2 separate regions of the Homo sapiens genome follow, and region 1 is linked to region 2. The links are chromatin contacts, found by Hi-C or POLR2A ChIA-PET in ENCODE. All regions are on one chromosome and are shown on one strand. The core of a region is the stretch at or near the end of the contact, and the rest is flanking DNA. Distances in the headings are between cores, read along the strand shown. Region 1 holds the start of DNMT3A (DNA methyltransferase 3 alpha). Region 2 holds the start of SF3B6 (splicing factor 3b subunit 6).

Region 1 (5,130 bases), core at 1,097-3,596, 1.3 Mb after region 2:
AGCACATGTGCACACACAGACTCCCACCTTGACAGAGCCACCTGTCACAGCCCAAGCAGGGCCTCGGTAGAACCTGGAGGCAGAGGGGGACCATTTTGCCCCAGAAACCCAGCAGGAACTCCCTACAACCCAACTCTCCAAAGGCAGGCAGCTCAGAAAACTACCTGGAGATGGCCCCTGCTAGCCAACCAAAGAGGGTCCCCGGGATGCCTGGCCCCCCAAATCCCACAGGCCAGTCCTAACACCCAGGCAATAGCAAGGCGAATAGCTCCCCTGGCTGCAGCTGTCACATCTGCCCGCGAGGGAGGAGGCGACACTGGAGCAGCACCTGATCCCAGGATCCCTTCGTAGCCGCCCGCCCAGGAGGCGGGTTCAGCCGCTGGCAGCCTAGGGTGAAACATGAAGACTGAGCAGGCCCTCAGGGATGCTGATGGCAGTCTCTGGGCACGGCAGTGAGGGGCAAGTTGGGTCACAGGGCGGACAGCGCTTCTCCCCAAGGCTTCTGTCCCCGCTGGTTTGGAGGGGGGGTAGCTGCGCGGCCCTGGGGCTCGGCCCTGCCCACCCTCCCGCCTGCCGCAGGCCAGAGCTGCCCTGCTGGGTGCCAGACGCCATGTTGGGTCAAGGTGCAGCCGCAGGGGGCTCCCCTCAGGAGCCGGGGGAGGCAGCCCCTGGGAACCAGAGGGCACTGCTCCCCGCCCAGGGCGCCAACACCTCCTCAACTGGCCGTGCAGCGGAGAGAGGGTGCCAGGACGGAGGGGATGAGGAGAGGGGGAGAAATGGCAGAGGGGCGCTGGGGTGGGAGAGGGTGCCCCCAAGAAGGGAGGCTTCAGGAAAGCGAAAAGCAGTTTGGCAGCCCCAGGGCCGCGGGCCCCAGCGATGAGGGGCTGGGGGAGGCCAGGGGCGGGCCCTGGACCCGCGCCAGCCCGGTCCGCGCCGAAGGGGAGGGAAGGCAGGGCGGCCTGGGGGAGGGGAACTGGGGTGAGGGCGGGACACGGACAGCCGCCGCCTGCGGCTCCGAAGCTCGAGGTCTCCCGGGGTGCGGGGACGTGGGGCCGAAGACCCCGCTCCGCAGCCGCGGCGAGGCCTCGTCCTTCACTGTGCAGATGCGAAGCTTTCAAGGACACGTCTGCACCGGCCCGGCGGGGTGCGTGTGCGTGAGTGTGTCCGCGTGCGTGGGAGTGTGCGCGGGGGTGCTGGAGGGGCGACCCCGGGCGTACCCCCCCTGCGCCGCTCCCGGTCCCGGCCCCGCTACTTCCACCCCCGCGTTTTCCGGCCCCCGCGGCCCGGGCCCGGGCCCGGGATCCTCGCCCGCCCCCGCCCCGCCCCCACATTGCGGCGCCGCCACCGCGGCCGCCCGGGCACCCACGGCCCGCGGTGGGGACAGGGAGGAGCCGGGCACGACCACCCCTCTCCGTGCCGCCGGCACTCCGGGGGAAGGTGTGCCCCCAAGGCGGGCGCTCTCCCCGGCCCCGCCGCCCCTCCCGGCCCCGCCGGCGCCCCGCACCCCCAGCCACAGGTGGCCGGAGGAGGATCGCGGCGCGGCGCTCCCCGGCCCGGCCCCGCCATCACCCCTCGGCCCGCCCCCGGGGGCCTCCCGGGTCCCCCGCCCCGCGGGGCCGAGGAGGGCCGGGCGCCGGGGGGAGGGGCGGGGGGCCGGGTCGTGCCAGGCTGCCATTTTCTGCCGCCGCCGCGGAGCCTGCGCGGGGCCCGGCCCCCGCCCCCTCCCCCGCTCCCCCGGGCCGCCGCGGGGGCCGATCCTTCTGGGTCGGGGTCCGCGCCCTCCGGCGCCCTGGCCGCGGGCTCCAGGCGGGGCCGCGGGGCTGGGGCAGAGCCCGGAAGGCGGGGGCGGCCCGGCCGGGGCCCCTGCGGCAGCGGCGAGCCGGGCACCGCGGCGCAGGCCGGCGGTGGAGGGGCCCCCCGCGGCATTGTATAGACTTGAACTTGAGCCCGGAGCCGGGCGGGGGCGGGGAGGGGGGTCCGCGCCGGGAGCGGGCGGGACGGGAGGGGGCGCCTGCCGAGCCCGCGGGGACATAAACAAACCCTCAAATCCCCCGCGCCGCCCCGGCCAGCCCGGCCCGCCGTCCCCGCCTGCAGTCCCGGCCCCACGGGCGCCCGGCGCCGAGTTGCAGGGGTCCGGGAGCGTGCCCCGAGCCGGGCACTGCCAGCCGCGGCGCCCCCCGCCCGGCTCCCCGGCTCCCCGCCGCCTCCGGGCCGGCCTTCCGGGCCGCCAGCAGCGGCGCTCATTACCGTATGGCCGGTGGGGTCGGGCCGGCCCGGCTGCGCGCCCTGGTGCCGCGGCGCCGCGTCCCGGCTCGTCCTCTGCTCTCGCCGCCGCCGCCGCCCGCGCGCCCTCCCTCCCTCCCGGCCCGCCTGCCTGCCTCGCTCGCTCGCTCCCTCCCTCCGCTCGCTGTCGCGCTCCCTCTCTCCGCCTCCTCCGCCGGGTCCCCCCCTCCCACCCCTTCTCTCCGCCTTCCTCCTTCCCTCCCTCCGGCCGCCCGCGGGCCCAGGCCTCCGCCCGCCGCTCGCCCCCCGCGGCCGCGCTGGCCCCGGCCCCGGCGCTGCGGAGCCGGCCCGGGAGGCAGCGCCGACTGGGGGGCCCCGGGGCGCCGCGGCGGGAGCGGCCTGGGCGCGCGGCCGGTCCTAGCGCCCTCGGCGCGACTTCCCGGCCTCTGCGGCCCCGCCGGGGTCCCCGCACGCCGCTTGGCGGAGGTCTGGACCCCGCACCGCCCAGACCGGGGGCCGGGCCCCGGGCGCCCCGCCTCGGCCGCGCTCCCGGCCACTCAGAGCCCCTCGAGTCGTAGCCGAGCTCCGGGCCTCGCCGCAGCCCTCCCCACGCTGGGCGCCCCGCTACCTGGCGCTGCTTCTGCGCTGGGTCCCCGCATCCAGCACTGGCCGCAGGGACAGCGGCCCCTCCTCTCCCCGGGCCGGTGTCAAGTGCCTCCCCCCGCAGCCCGCGGAGCCCCCGGCGGCCTTCGCCCTGCAGTTCTCCCGACCTCCGCCAGAGCCCACTGCGCTCTGCCTGCCTCAGCACTGGGGCTGGGGACAGCAGCGCTGGCCCAACCGCGCCGCAACCCCCAGCCAGGTGCCGCCGCGGAGTAGAGGCCACTCTGCTCTACAGGGCCAAGGTCGGAGCGCCAGGCTCCTCCTGGCCGTCCCGCAGGCTCCAAAGCCTCTCTGAGATGAGCTGCCTTGAAGGGAGTGAGTTCCCCGTACCTTGAGGTGTCCAAGTAGAGTTGGGTGTCCTCAGTTGGGCACTGGAAGACTGAAAGATTTCATGAGGTGGGAGGTTGAATGAAATGACATTGAAGGTCTCTTCCAGCTGGAAGATTCTGTGTGTGCCTACACACCGCCCTCACCCCTTCACCGTGGGGGCTGTTCTCCTTCCCCATGGAGCGCTCAGGGCTCTAGGTTCCTGACTTGGGGCACCTCTGTCTAATTCCACCAGCACAGCCACTCACTATGTGCTCATCTCACTCCTCCAGCAGCCGCTGTAGGACTTGGGGCTGGGCACCCCCCCACCCCCGCCTCCAGCCTCCTTGCGCGCCCCAGCACCCCACCAGCCACCCGCAGCTCTGCACCCCGAATTCTACTCAGCACTTCAGCTATATCACAGTGCCCTGAGCTCCCTGACTGGCACAGGACATGGCGTGCTCCCTTCCCAGGGACCCGCCATCCTACTTGTGGGCAGGGATTGCTGGAGTTGGTGGTGGGACTCACTTCACAGTGAAGCGGATCCTACTTTTCCCTTCTCCCCATGCAGCCCAGCACCCGCCCCCCCAACGCCACCCTTTTAGCGTCACAGAACCGAGTTGCCAAGTTCTCTGGGACCGGGAGCTGACCTTTCATACAGACGGGAAGGTTTTCCTTCGGGAGGTTCTCCAATGCTTCCAGGTCCCTCCGTCTCCCCAACCCCCACCCTGAGCCTCGATATCTGAGACCAGCTTCTAGGCCATAGTTCTGGCCGTTTTCAGTGTCACCCTCACTCAAGTGGCCACCCCGCCCTACTGATGATAGGCCCTGCTGTCCATGGTCCCCACCGGCCCAGAGACTCCCAGTGCTCTGTGAGGACAGGGGCCGCGTCTGTCATCCCTGTAGCCCAGCACTTGGTGCTAGGAGATTCTCAGTAAACCTTGGTGGAATTAACATGTGACCCTCCTGGGCTGTTCGCTTTCTACATCAGGAGGGGCATCCGTGAACACTCTAAATGGCGCACCCAGCTTGGCAAAGGAGAAGACCGTTTATAGAAGGATGACTGAGATACCTCTGCCTTCATCAAGGGCTTACATATAACACGGCCCCAAACAGCAGCGACTGTTTACTGAGTGTCTACTATGTGCCAGGCACCAGACATGGTATTTTCTCTAGTCTTCACTAGCCCTGTGATATGGCTTGTACTCTCCTCACGCTACAGATGAAGAAACTGAGGCTCAGTCTTAGTCAAAGCCATACAGTTGGGAAGTGGCAGAGTCAGGATTCAAAGCCAGGTTCATCCGGCTCTGAAATCACCCCACATCACATCTTTTTTTTTTTTCTTTTATTGAGACACAGTCTCGCTCTGTTGCCCAGACTGGAGTGCAGTGGAGTGATCATGGCTCACTGTAGCCTCGACATTCTGGGCTCAACCAATCCTCCTGCCTCAGCCTTCTGAGTATCTGGGACTATAGATGCACACCACCATGCCTGGCTAATTTATTATTATTATTTGTAGAGATAGGGGCCTCTCTATGTTGATCAGGCTGGTCTTGAACTCCTGGGCTCAGGTGATGCTCCTATCTCAGGCTCCCAAGGTGTTGGGATGACAGGCATGAGCCATCGTGCCCAGCCCACACCACACTTTTGAAACATAGTTGCTCTTAAGAAGCTGAAATTCAGTGGGTGCAGTGGCTCACGCCTGTAACCCCAGCACTTTGGGAGGCCGAGGCGGGAGGATCACTTGAGGTCAGGAGTTCAAGACCAGCCTGGCTAACATGGTGAAACCCCGTCTCTACTTAAAATACAAAATTAGCTGGGTGTCATGGCGCATGCTTGTAAACCCAGTTACTCGGGAGGCTGAGGCAGGAGAATCGCTTGAACCTGGGTGGCGGAAGTTGCAGTGAGCTGATATCGTGCTACTGCACTCCAGCCTGGGTA
Region 2 (5,087 bases), core at 375-2,874:
TACGCCAACCTTCATCTACTCAAAACCTTCACTTCTAAACTCAACCTATCTTTCTTCCATATCATGTTTCGCACACTCTGCTGGATTGCTCCCATTGGCATAAAGATACACCTATATCACACATCTTTTAAAAAGTCAACTATCTGGCCGGGTGCGGTGGCTCATGCCTGTAATCCCAGCGTTTTGGGAGGCCAAGGCAGGTGGATCACTTGAGGTCAGGAGTTTGAGACCAGCCTGGCCAACACGGAGAAACCCTGTCTCTACTAAAAATACAAAAATTAGCCGGGCATGGTGGTGGGCACCTGTAATCCCAGCTACTCAAGAGGCTGAGGCAGGAGAATTGCTTGAACTCAGGAGACAGAGGTTGCAGTGAGCCAAGACTGTGCCACTGCACTCCAGCCTGGGTGACAGAGTGAGAGTCCATCTCAAAAAAAAAAGTCAACTATCATCCAATTTCCCTACTTCCTATTTAAATGAGAACTCATGGACAGAGTGTCTTTGCTGTTTCCATTTTCTCAACTTCCACCATCTTTTCACCCCACTGCAATCAAGTTTTCATCCACTGAAATGATTCCTATCATCAAGGTCACCAAAAGTCTCCATTTACATATACAATGGTCAATTGCTTGTCTTTTCTTTCTTTCTTTCTTTCTTTCTGTTTTTTTTTTTTTTTTTGAGTCAGGGTCTTGCTCTGTCTCCTGGGCTGAAGTGCTGCGCAGTGGCACAATCATGGCTCAAGGCAGCCTTGAATTCCTGGGCTCAAGCAATCCTCCCACCTCAGCCTCCAAAAGTGCGGGGATTACAGGCATGAGCCACCTCACTCGGCCTAACTTCATCTTACACCTCTAAGCGTTTTACTGTTGACTAATCTCTTTTTTGAGTTTTTTTTTTTTAAAAGTTTCCGTAACACTGTACTCTCAAACACTAGAATGTAAGCAGAAGGACTTGTTTTATTCACTGCTGTATTCCCAATACGTAAGACTAGTGTCTGGCACATAGTAGCTATTCAATAAATATAATTGATGAATTATGTCCCACATGGCAAGCAGAATACATAGTAGGTGCTCAAAAAATATTGTTTTAATTAATGTGTTAATGAAGGATCCGAAAAGCACCATGATCTGAGGGGAATCCCAGGTCCTAGTTGTTGGTGAACCATTAAGTTAGTTGAGGACTCTTCTGAGATATCGACTTTAAGTCAAGGAGATAATCCTAACGCCAGGTCCTTAGGTGCGGGTCAAGCAAAGAGGCTATAGGGGTAACACTATCACTGACACTAGGGTAGAGACTGAGGAACTCTCAAAAGGGGTGGGGACAGAAATGTGGCTCAAGGAGCATATCTCTGAGGATGGGGCCGGATAGTGTCTTCGCTGACAGGATAGGAATTCTGGAGTTCTCCGCTCTGGGGACGGAGGAGGAGCAAGAATGCTCCGATCCACGCCGCTAAGAAAGTCAAACCCGAAGTTCTCCCACCCTCCGCAGAACACCCGATACTCACGTTCGCCCTCTTGGCCGCTTGCATCGCCATCTTGGCGGGCTGATGAAGTTACCGTAGCAGATACTGAAATTCCTCCGGAGCTCGCTCGGCTTCGGGGGTTACACCGCGTTAGATGCAGGACATCAACATCCAGGACCCGCCGGAAGCTGTTACAGCGGAATAGCGCCGTCTTACGCTGAGACGCGCTGACGTAGCAGCCCCCTTCGAATAGACTCCGGGGTAAAACCGAGCCTGAGCGAGACTCGAGGCCGGAAGATGGAAAGGCGAGAGTCCAAGACACTTCCGGGCTCTGTACCGTAAAGGGCGGGGCGTAGCCTCCAAAAGGCGAGATGTTCCGGTCGGGGAGGCCCTGAGCAGAGGAACCCGGGTGGAGAGGGCGGGGCCTGAGGAGGGCGGAGAGCTGGGGCGGGTCTCAGGTGAGTAACTGGGGAGCGGAGGAGGCGGGGCTTGAGCAGGGTTATGACAGGTAGGGCGGGACCCAGGTGAGTAGCGGGAGGGGGCGGGGCCTGAGGAGGGTGCGGAGAGCTGGGGTGGGGCCCAAGTGAGTATCCGGGAGGGAGCCGGGCCTGAGCAAGGCGGTGAGCTGGGGCGGGACCCAAGTGAGTAATGGAAGGGGCGGGGCCTGAGGAGGGTGGTGGCGGTGGGGCGGGGCCCAGATGTGTAGCGGGAGGTGGTGGGGCCTGAGGAGGGTGGCGAGAGGTGGGGTGGGGCCCAGGTGAGTAGCGGGCGAAGGCGGGGCCTGAGGAGGACTGAGCTGGGGCGGGACCCAGGTGAGTAGCGGAAGGGATCGGGGCCTGAGGAGGGTGGTGGAGGTGCGGCGGGGCCCAGAAGTGTAGCAGGAGGTGGTTGGGGCTGAGGAAAGTGGTGGAGGTGGGGCGGGGCTCAGATGTGTAGCGGGAGGTGGTGGGGCCTGAGGAGGGCGGCGAGAGGTGGGGTGGGGCCCAGGTGAGTAGCGGGCAGGGCTGGGGCCTGCTGTGGTGCCCACTGGTTGCGGGGCGCGCGGGCAGGTGCCGGAGGTGGTGGGCCTGGGCCTCTAGCTGTGCGCAAGGCGGAATATGTGGGGTTCTGGCGGCTTGTGTCACGGCTGACGCTGTAACTATACCCAGAATCTCCGTCCCTGGAGGGGCCCTCAGGTTGAGCGTCAGCTGATCGGGCCTCAGTAATCCCCGCTGCGACGCCCGTCCGGACTCCCACCTCAACCCCGCCGCGGCGGCCCCAGTCCGCGTGCCACCCTTCCAGTTCACTCTTTATTTCCTCATATCAGCTTTAAACGGCTCTGGAGGAAGCACCGGGTTTCTTGGCCTGTCTATTGTGAATCTTCTCCAGGTTTGCTCTGGAAAGGCCTGGGGTGGCCGCGTCCTGTCCTGCCCCATCCTCCTTCACTGGGGCAGTTCCAGGACGATCTTGCCTATGTTCTTGTTGGCCTCCATGTACTTATGGGCCTCCTGGATTTCGGTCACTGGGTAGATTCTGTCCAGAACCGGCAGCAGACGTTGGGGGCCCTCCGTGGAGAAGTGAGGCAGAATTTGCTCCGTGAAAGCATTCACCAGCATTTGCTTGTACTAAGACAAGGGAAAGGAGATCATCAGCCTGGGGAGAGAGCCTCACCCTGCCCTCCTCATCCTCCTCAGCCTTCTTGCTCTCTCTGAAGCCACGTATCTGAAAAAGCACACAGGGACACTTAACCCCTCACTTCCTAGCATGTGTGTGAAATACCCTTGAAGGAGTCATGTGCCATCTCAGAATATGTCCGATAGGTATATTGTTAATTTTGAGGTGAAAGCATTGGAGAAATTGTAGTTTCAGAAAAGGCTAGCTGACCTGTCTCTTCTTGCATGTAGCAAGTCATAAAGATTCCTCTGAGAGGGGTACCCTCCCCATACTAGGGCAAAAAGCCCTTATCACCAGAGACTGGAAACGGGGCTGCAATGGAACTGAATAAATACACTTAAGGAAGTAACCCTTATCTTCCACTAGTTTTACACCCCCCACCCCCATATATCTCCTAGTGACTTCCCTAGAAATTTACTATCCCTAGCCAGATTTTGTCTTATTTCTTCTCAAATTTATTGTTCTTTGTCTAAAAATTACAAAAGCATCTTACTTTGGCCGAATCACTTGAGCCTGGGAGTTTGAGATCAGCCTGGGCAACATGGTGAAAACCTGTCTCTATAAAAAATACAAGCCAGGCATGGTGGTATGCCTTCAGTCTTAGCTACCCAGGAGGCTGATTGTGCCATTGCACTCCAGCCTGGGTGACAGAGTAAGACCCTGTCTCCATAAAAAAAAAAAAAAAAAAAAAAAGTACATGCTTTTCTCCTGTCAATCTGCTGGTATCAATTTGGTTTCTAGAGCCAGCTGAAGAGACCACATAGGAGCTAAAGGGGGGTTACAGGTGATCTCTGGCTCCCTTGTACCTCCAAATGTGTAACTTCTGTTCTGTACCAGATAAAGACTGAAGCCTGGAGTAAAATGTTAGTGTCACTGACAGCCTAAGAATTGTTTTTAAATAAAGTGTCTTTACCCAGGAGGCAGCCACAGATAGGACTCATATAGGCTTAGTGAAAAAAGGATGCTTAAGCTCTCCTGTCCCTCAGCTGGTGCAAAACCCTATGGTGGAAACATTCCCAAAGGTGGTACCTGCTAGACTGCCAGATGGAATATTTCAGGAGCATATAATCTTTTTTTTTTTGAGATGAGGTTTTGCTATGTTGCTCAGGCTGGGGTACAGTGGCTATGCACAGGTGCAATCATAGCTCACTGCAGCCTTGAAACTCCTGGACTCAAGCAATCCTCTGCCTCAGCCTTCCAAGTAGCTGGGACTACAAGCAAGTGCCACTGTGCCCGGCATGGAACCTATAATCTGTTGAAGGCCAAGGCTTACTTATTTTTTTACTCACCTAAGAGACTTTCTAGCACACTGAGATGAATTCTGCCTTTGAAAACAAAGTCTTGGAACTACTCGAAATACTTCCTAATATAGTCAGTGCTTTCTTCATTCTGTTAGAATGTTCAGATAACCTGTGAAGTATCAGCTACACTTCTTTTCATGATACTGAAGCTTCTATCAACCAATCTGAATCAGTTCTCTGAAATCGGGTTCCCTCTTTATCTTCAGAGGGGGAGGTTTCTTCATAGAAACTAACCTCCGTAATCTAAGGTAGAGCTTCCTTTCTCGGGGTAATGTAAATGAACCACACTTTTCTGGGTTAAATCACATGTTTTCTTTTCATTCATCACTCACCTTATTGTCCCTAGACCTCAGCAAACTGGTGATCAGACTTCCTCGCTTAAAAAGTAGCTTTGAAAACAGGGGCCCATTGATGTCACCTCCTCCCATCAGACCATAGAGAACCCATCGACCATCAAGAGCCAGGCAGTTGACGTTCTTCTCCCAGTAGGATCCGCCTATGCAGTCTAGAATAAGATTAACTCCAGCACCTTCCATAGGAAACAGATTTGTGATGCTAGTCAGCTTGGTGCTAAATAAGATACCATGGTATATTTGGGGATTATGGATATAAATACAGATGCAAGTGGTAAATCTATAGGTTGGAATTAGAAACACTGCTTGAAGAACTGTTGTAAA

The links. Hi-C counts contacts between places; a loop is a spot of excess contacts on that map. ChIA-PET counts read pairs that join two places held with the same protein, here RNA polymerase II (POLR2A). Pooled maps may share reads with other maps.
Region 1: a pooled map shows a loop between it and region 2 (7-fold over the local background). The contact joins the promoter of DNMT3A here to the promoter of SF3B6 in region 2. A Hi-C loop is called at or near these places in 1 of 37 single-sample maps with no recorded cell type and 4 of 50 pooled maps. POLR2A ChIA-PET finds 5 or more read pairs at or near these places in 1 of 52 experiments (activated naive CD4-positive, alpha-beta T cell).

What each region holds. Positions count from the first base shown.
Region 1 is chr2:25,339,579-25,344,708 of GRCh38, forward strand. DNMT3A (DNA methyltransferase 3 alpha) reads right to left here and starts at 2,347. Exons shown (of 23, transcript NM_022552.5): 1 at 2,248-2,347. RefSeq lists silencers at 1,070-1,189, 1,470-1,709, 1,810-1,979, 2,270-2,479, 2,540-3,019 and an enhancer at 3,140-3,259.
Region 2 is chr2:24,074,702-24,079,788 of GRCh38, forward strand. It overlaps SF3B6 (splicing factor 3b subunit 6), which reads right to left and starts at 1,625. Exons shown (of 4, transcript NM_016047.4): 1 at 1,499-1,625. The coding sequence starts at 1,528. TP53I3 (tumor protein p53 inducible protein 3) reads right to left here. Exons shown (of 5, transcript NM_004881.5): 4 at 4,743-4,939; 5 at 2,732-3,060. The coding sequence ends at 2,878. It also overlaps a transcript of FAM228B not described here. RefSeq lists enhancers at 911-1,443, 1,444-1,975, 1,510-1,739 and a silencer at 1,850-2,499.